Linked DNA regions of Homo sapiens: region 2 is linked to region 1. A link is a contact called in ENCODE Hi-C or POLR2A ChIA-PET data. All regions are on one chromosome and are shown on one strand. The core of a region is the stretch at or near the end of the contact, and the rest is flanking DNA. Distances in the headings are between cores, read along the strand shown. Region 1 overlaps DPP9 (dipeptidyl peptidase 9). Region 2 holds the start of CTXN1 (cortexin 1).

The links. A loop is a pair of places that touch in the nucleus more often than their neighbours do. ChIA-PET counts read pairs that join two places held with the same protein, here RNA polymerase II (POLR2A).
Region 2: a map of breast epithelium shows a loop between it and region 1 (32-fold over the local background). The contact joins the promoter of CTXN1 here to the enhancer-like site in region 1. A Hi-C loop is called at or near these places in 1 of 168 maps with a recorded cell type or tissue (breast epithelium). POLR2A ChIA-PET finds 5 or more read pairs at or near these places in 1 of 52 experiments (A549).

The regions. Positions count from the first base shown.
Region 1 is chr19:4,706,657-4,709,776 of GRCh38, reverse strand. All of the region lies in intron 4 of DPP9 (dipeptidyl peptidase 9), which reads left to right. Among named protein-coding and RNA genes, the nearest start is that of DPP9, 16 kb to the left of the region's middle. Within about 2 kb of position 1,621, at least 13 of the 41 ENCODE cell types and tissues checked have a DNase peak (open chromatin) inside an H3K27ac peak, as active enhancers do; they include breast epithelium, where a contact is called at or near this core.
Region 2 is chr19:7,924,443-7,927,562 of GRCh38, reverse strand. It overlaps CTXN1 (cortexin 1), which reads left to right and starts at 1,428. Exons shown (of 2, transcript NM_206833.4): 1 at 1,428-1,596; 2 at 2,005-3,072. The coding sequence starts at 2,025. The coding sequence ends at 2,273. It overlaps TIMM44 (translocase of inner mitochondrial membrane 44), which reads left to right. Exons shown (of 13, transcript NM_006351.4): 13 at 257-845. The coding sequence ends at 376. LOC124904629 (a long non-coding RNA gene) reads right to left here and starts at 2,158. Exons shown (of 2, transcript XR_007067120.1): 1 at 1,727-2,158; 2 at 753-990. RefSeq lists an enhancer at 1-747 and silencers at 1,244-1,513, 2,044-2,133.

The sequences.
Region 1 (3,120 bases), core at 372-2,871:
ATTGCACAGTTTCACTTTTGAAGGTGTGAAACTCAGTGGCTTTTAGTCACGCATTCACAGAGTTGTGCAGCCATCACCATTGTCTACTTCTAGAACATTCACTCGCCCCAAAAAGCAACCCCATCAACCATCACTCCCAAGCCCCGGGCAACCATGAACCCACTTCCTGTCTCTGTGGATTGGCTTGTTCTGGACATTTCACACGAGCGAAATCACACATCACTTGACCCTCATCCCCATGGGCGGCCGGACGGGCAGGGTCCTGGCAGCTTCAAGGGCTCTTAGAGATTGAGTCGTGTTTCCAGCACTTGCGTTCTTTTGCTCACCCCTGAGTCTCCGCACGATTTTTCTCCTTCCCACACACATCTCACTGAACTTTGCATTTTTCATAAATACACTTTAAAAGGAACCCTGTTAATCTAATCTTTTTCTTTAAGTACATCCTTCCGTCACTACTGTACTTCACAAGCGCGCTTCCTCATGCGTGGGAAACCTGTGTTCCTTGCCACAACTAGAAGTTGCTGTTTCTTTCTTTAAAAAAAAAAACAAACAAACAACTGGCCGGGTGTGGTGGCTCACGCCTGTAATCCCAGCACTTTGGGAGGCCGAGGCAGGCAGATCACGAGGTCAGAATTTCAAGACCAGTCTGGCTAACATAGTGAAACCCCTGTCTCTACTAAAACTACAAAAAATTAGCCGGGTGTGGTGTTGTGCTCCTGTAATCCCAGCTACTCGGGAGGCTGAGGCAGGAGAGTCGCATGAACCCAGGAGGTGGAGGTTGCAGCGAGCCAAGATTGCACCATTGCACTCCAGCCTGGGTGACAGTGCGAGACTCTCTCTCAAGAAAACAAACTTTTAGGTTCAAGGGCACATGTGCCGGTTTGTTCTTTGGGTAAACTTGTGTCACGGGGGTTTGTTGTATAAATTATTTCATCACCCAGGCTAGTACCCGATAGTTATTTTGTCTGCTGCTCCCCCTCCACCCTCCACCCTCCAATAGGCCCCAGTGTCTGTTCTGCTCTATGTGTCCATGTGTTCTCATCATTTAACTCCCACTTATAAAGTGAGAACATGTGGTATTTGGTTTTCTGTTCCTGCATTACTTTTCTAAGGATAATGGTCTCCTGCTCCATCTATGTCCCTGCAAAGGACATGATCTCATTCTTTTTTATGGCTGCAGAGTACTCCGTGGTGTATATGTACTACATTTTCTTTATCCAGTCTACCGTTGATGGATTTAGGCTGATTCCATGTCTTTGCTGTTGTGAATAGTGAGAAGATTCTGTTTCATCCCACTGAACCCACAGCTACAGTCACCCCAAAAGCAGCAGCAGAGGAGTTCCCACAAGGGAGTGCCCTGAACCGTCCCCAGATGGGGCTGGTTGGGATTCCAAAGAAAGGAACCCTAAATGCCAGGGGGATGAGTCCAAAGCATTTTCCAGGGGGTCTTCGGTGCAGGGTGGGCTTCAGTGTCCTTGCAATGGGCATCAGAGAAAAGGCGTGTTCTACAGCCAGGTGTGTCCTCGGCAAGGGGGTCAGGGTATGGAGTTTATGTGAGGGTTTAAGGATTTTGGCTCAGGGCCTGGGCTGGCTTTCGGTATTTATCAGTGCCTGGGAATGTTCTAGGCTCTGGTTCAAGCCTGTAGGGAAAAACCTGCAGCTGGCTGAGCCACAGAGGTCAGGGCAGTCTGTGATTTTCAGTCAGGACACAGAAAGCAAGCAGGAGGAACTGGAGGACCCTGCGGCTGCCTGTAACAAGAAATAAAAATGGCACAGATATTACTAATTAAGCACTAATCCCAGAGGCGGCGAGCTTGTGGCCTTCCTGTTCTCCTCTTAAAAGCAAGCAAGGGCCGGGTGTGGTGGCTCATGCCTGTTATCCCAGCATTTTGGGAGGCCAAGGTGGGCAGATCACCTGAGGTCAGGAGTTCGAGACCATCCTGGCCAACATGGTAAAACCCCATCTCTACTAAAAATACAAAAATTAGCCGGGTGTGGTGGTGGGCGCCTGTAATCCCAGCTACTCTGGAGGCTGAGGCAGGAGAATTGCTTGAACCTGGGAGGCAGAGGCTGCAGTGAGCCAACATCGTGCCACTGCACTCCAGTCTGGGCGACAGAGCGAGACTGTGTCTCAGAAAAAAAAAAAAAAAAAAAAAAAAAAAGCGAGTATGAGGAGGTCCTGAAAAGAGGACAGGACAGCACCAATCCGAGGCTTCGTCCTGGAGAAACTCAGGGTTGAAAGTAGAGCAAGGAGGGGCCAGGGCACCGGGCTGTCTGTGACTTGTCGTTAGTCATGTCACGTTTGTGGGCTACTGGACAGCTTTATGCTTGGAGGAGCCCTGTCCCGGTTTTTCAGTGGTGTCGCATGGAGAGGGGAAACCGAGGCTTCCCAGGGGTTACCATCCTGCTTCTGCCATTCCCTTTTCTAATGACAATTGTACTGTCATCCAGCAGATCTAAGACATGACCATTTGGAAAATACACAGTTATTTTATTTGCCACTAAGGACCTGATTGCGCCTTCCGCAGTAAGACCCATCCCAAGCCCAGAGACATGCGTAGGTGGAAAGCCGCGGCTTACTGATGAAATACGCTGATTTCACAGAGGGTCACACACATTGTGCCGAGAGCTTTACGTTTCTTACCTCATGTAATCCACCCAAAACCCTCGCTTGGCAGCTCTCACTACCGTCATTTTCTACAGAAGCTTCGATTAAATCAGTGGTTTGAGGTCGGGGTGATTCTGCCCCTGCAGGGGACACTGGGAGATGCCTGGGGATATGTGTGGTTGTCACGACTGTGGGGTGCCCCTGGCATGGAGTGGGCGGAGGACAGGGATGCTGCTCAGCGCCTCGCAGTGGTCAGGACAGCCCCACCCCGGAGGATGGTCCAGGCCCGAATGTAATTAGGGGCGAGGTTGGGAAATACTGGACCAGGTGCACGCTTCCCCATTCCCTTTTTTGAGACAAAATCTTGCTCTGTTACCCAGGCTGGACTACAGTGGCGCAATCTCGGCTCACTGCAACCTCTGCCTCCCAGGTTCAAGTGATTCTCCTGCCTCAGCCTGACGAGTAGCTGGGATTACAGGCGCGTGCCACCACGCCCGGCTAATTTTTGTGTT
Region 2 (3,120 bases), core at 179-2,678, 3.2 Mb before region 1:
GAAGCTCTGGGACTGGGTGGGGATGTGGAGAAACCTCTGGGCCAGAGTTTGGGGTTGAGGGAGGTCGGAGACCAGCAGACCTGTCTGTTTTTACCAAGGCTGAGTGGTTCCTGAGTCTAGGCAATTGTGCTGGCCTCTGCTCCCAGCCCCTGGGGAAGTTGCCGGTGGCTCCTGCCCCACAGAGCCTGGCCCCCCCCCAGAGCTGCCTGGGTCACCTCAACCCTCTCAACAGTGCCCTTCCCACCCCACCCTGCAGGACAAGGTGCTGCGGATGCTGTACGTGTGGGCGCTCTGCCGAGACCAGGACGAGCTCAACCCCTACGCGGCCTGGCGGCTCCTGGACATCTCGGCCTCCAGCACCGAGCAGATTCTCTGAGTGTGGTGCCGGAGCCAGGTAGCCCCGGCCTGGGTCATCAGGCACAGAGGCACCGCAACACCACCTGCGGCAACTCCAGACCTCTGGGAACAAGACTGCGGGCTCTGCCCCCAGCTCTGCCAGGACGGCTGCAAGACCAGCTGGCCCGGGAGGGGACAACGGGCTGTTGCGGGTGCGCGGCAGCTGGAGACACTCCCCCGCAGGGCCAACCCCTGCCCTGTTGCTCTGCCCTGCAGGGGTCCCGGCGCCTGGTCACCTGGGGTGCACACAGGTCACACAGTGCCAAGAGGCCCCAGGGCCCAGGGACTCCCCCCACAGCAGGGTGGGACCCGGGACCCGCGGCTCAGTGGCCCGCTAGCCACGTCAGCCAAGCCACTTTAGGTCCATTTTTTAATTTTAACAGTGCTCTTCCATCTTGTGCATAAGCCTGAGATTTGGAAAGAATAAAACACCGAATTGCAGAAGAGCAGCTACGGAGTCTGAAGTGTCTTCTCTGGCGCGGGAGTGGCCGAGGCGATGGTGGGGGTGGGAGCAGGCGGCTGCTGTGGGAGGCGGTCAAGGTCGAGTGAGGAACTGCAGCCGCAGTGGGTGGACGCCTTGCCCAGGGCTGGACCCTGAGTTGGAAGACGAGGCCAGTGACAGACAAAACTAGGGGGACTTACTCATCCCAGTGACCTGCCTGAGCTCTCTGAGAATTGAGGTCCCCAGGGCCGGGGGAGCTTGAGTGCCCATATGAGTGTTTTAGGGCCACTGAGGTCCCCCCACAAACAGGGAGTCTCGAGTGGGGTCTATCGCGGAGGAGAATGCAGGCACAGGGCAGGCTGGGGGGCCCGAAGTGCCAGGGGAGGTGGGAGTGGCAGCTGCCCACTCCCCGGCGAGGTCGTGGGTGCTCGCGGGTCCTCGGGGCTGGGGTTCCGTCCTCCCGCAGGCCCGGGCGGGGTCGCTGGCTCGCGCGCCGCTCCCTGCGCAGCCTCCGCCCCCTGCAGCCCCGCCCCCCGCGGCGGCCCCGCCCCCGTCGCCATAGGAACAGCCGCGGCGGCCCGGCTCGCGCGCTGCTTGCCTGCCTCGGTCTCCGCCGCTCCAGGGGCGGGTGGGGTGGGCTGAGCCGGAGCCCGGGCCGCCGCCGCCGCCGCCGGGGAGAGGCCGAACGCGCAGCCGGCGCGGGTCCCTGAGAGAGCGCGGCCGCCGGGCGGTCGGTCCCCGTCCGGGTCGAAGCCAGGGTGAGGGGCGCGCCGGGGCGGGGGCGGTGGGGGAGGGGGTCCCAGGCCGCCGAGAACAAAGGGAGCGGGGGCAGGGGCCGCGGGGACCGTCCCCACGCCGCGCGCCCGGGCCGCGGCCGCGCTTTCGCACCTGTTGTGTGCGGCCCAGGCCGGGCGCGGCTCCGTTTCCCGGCTCTCAGCGCCCCCACCTGCGCGCACGGCCAGAGTTGGGTCCCCGCGTGGTGGTGGCGGCGATCCGGCGGGCCGGGCATGGGCGTAGCCCGGGGACCGAGGCGCGGGCGGGGGATGGGGTCGGGCACGTTAAGGGAGGCGGCGGCGGCGGCGGCAGGAGGGGGCGAAGCGGAGGAGGCGCGGGAGGGAGGGCGCAGCCTCATCCCCGGCGCCCGGGGCGGGTCCCCTCCTCCGCAGGGCGCGCGGCGATGTGAGCCATGAGCGCGACGTGGACGCTGTCGCCGGAGCCCCTGCCGCCGTCGACGGGGCCCCCGGTGGGCGCGGGCCTGGACGCGGAGCAGCGCACGGTGTTCGCCTTCGTGCTCTGCCTGCTCGTGGTGCTGGTGCTGTTGATGGTGCGCTGCGTGCGCATCCTGCTCGACCCCTACAGCCGCATGCCCGCCTCGTCCTGGACCGACCACAAGGAGGCGCTCGAGCGCGGGCAGTTCGACTACGCGTTGGTGTGAGGGGCGCGGCGCCCCCTAGCCGGCCCTGCGCCGGGGTCTCAGAGGGCCGGCCCGGCGGGGGGCGCCGCGGGGCCAGGACTGCGCTCAGGATCCCGCCCCGGAGCCCCCAGCCCGGGGGAGAGGGGGAGGGAGTTGGGAGAAGCCCAGCCCCTCCCCCTCGAGACCCCTCCCATGTCCCTTCCTGGCCTGGCCGGAGCCCCACCTCGTGCCTTTATCCGCCCTGTCCCTTCCTCTCTGCGCATCTCACCCGCCCGGCTGGCCCCCACCCCCGACTCTGAATCCCGGGCGGGAGGAGGACCCCCGCACCGCCCCCTCCCCAGCGTGTAAGTGGCTCTGCTATTGTGCGTCCCTGGAAGTGGGGACCCCCTTGTCCCTCCTCCCTCCCCTGTTGTCTGGCCGTCGTCAACCCCACCTTGACTGAGTGTTGAGCCCGTCCTTGGGCTCTGGTCCCTGCGGGGCAGGCTCTCCCGGGCCCACGGGGCGGACGCTGCATACCAATTTGCCCTGCACCGCCTGTCCCGGAGACGGAGCCCGAAGGCCTGCCATGGCGGCTGTGTCGAGGATGCGTGGCGCCTGCCGTGGCGGGACAGCGTGGGCAGGCTCATTTCTGCCCCCAACCCGGGCCCCAGGACAGGTCAGCGCGCCCTGCCCCGGTGCCCACCGCTGCCCCCCATCCGCCCTCCTGCCACTTGCCCCTGACCCCCCTGCCGTGCCTCCCGCAGCCCTCCCATGCCGTTCCACTCCTCCCTGCCTCTGAGCCGAACATGATAATAAAAGCTATTATTGAGCGCTTACTGCATGCCAAGTAGCGTGCTGAGTTGGCACCTCCTGTTTATAGCCTGTCTCC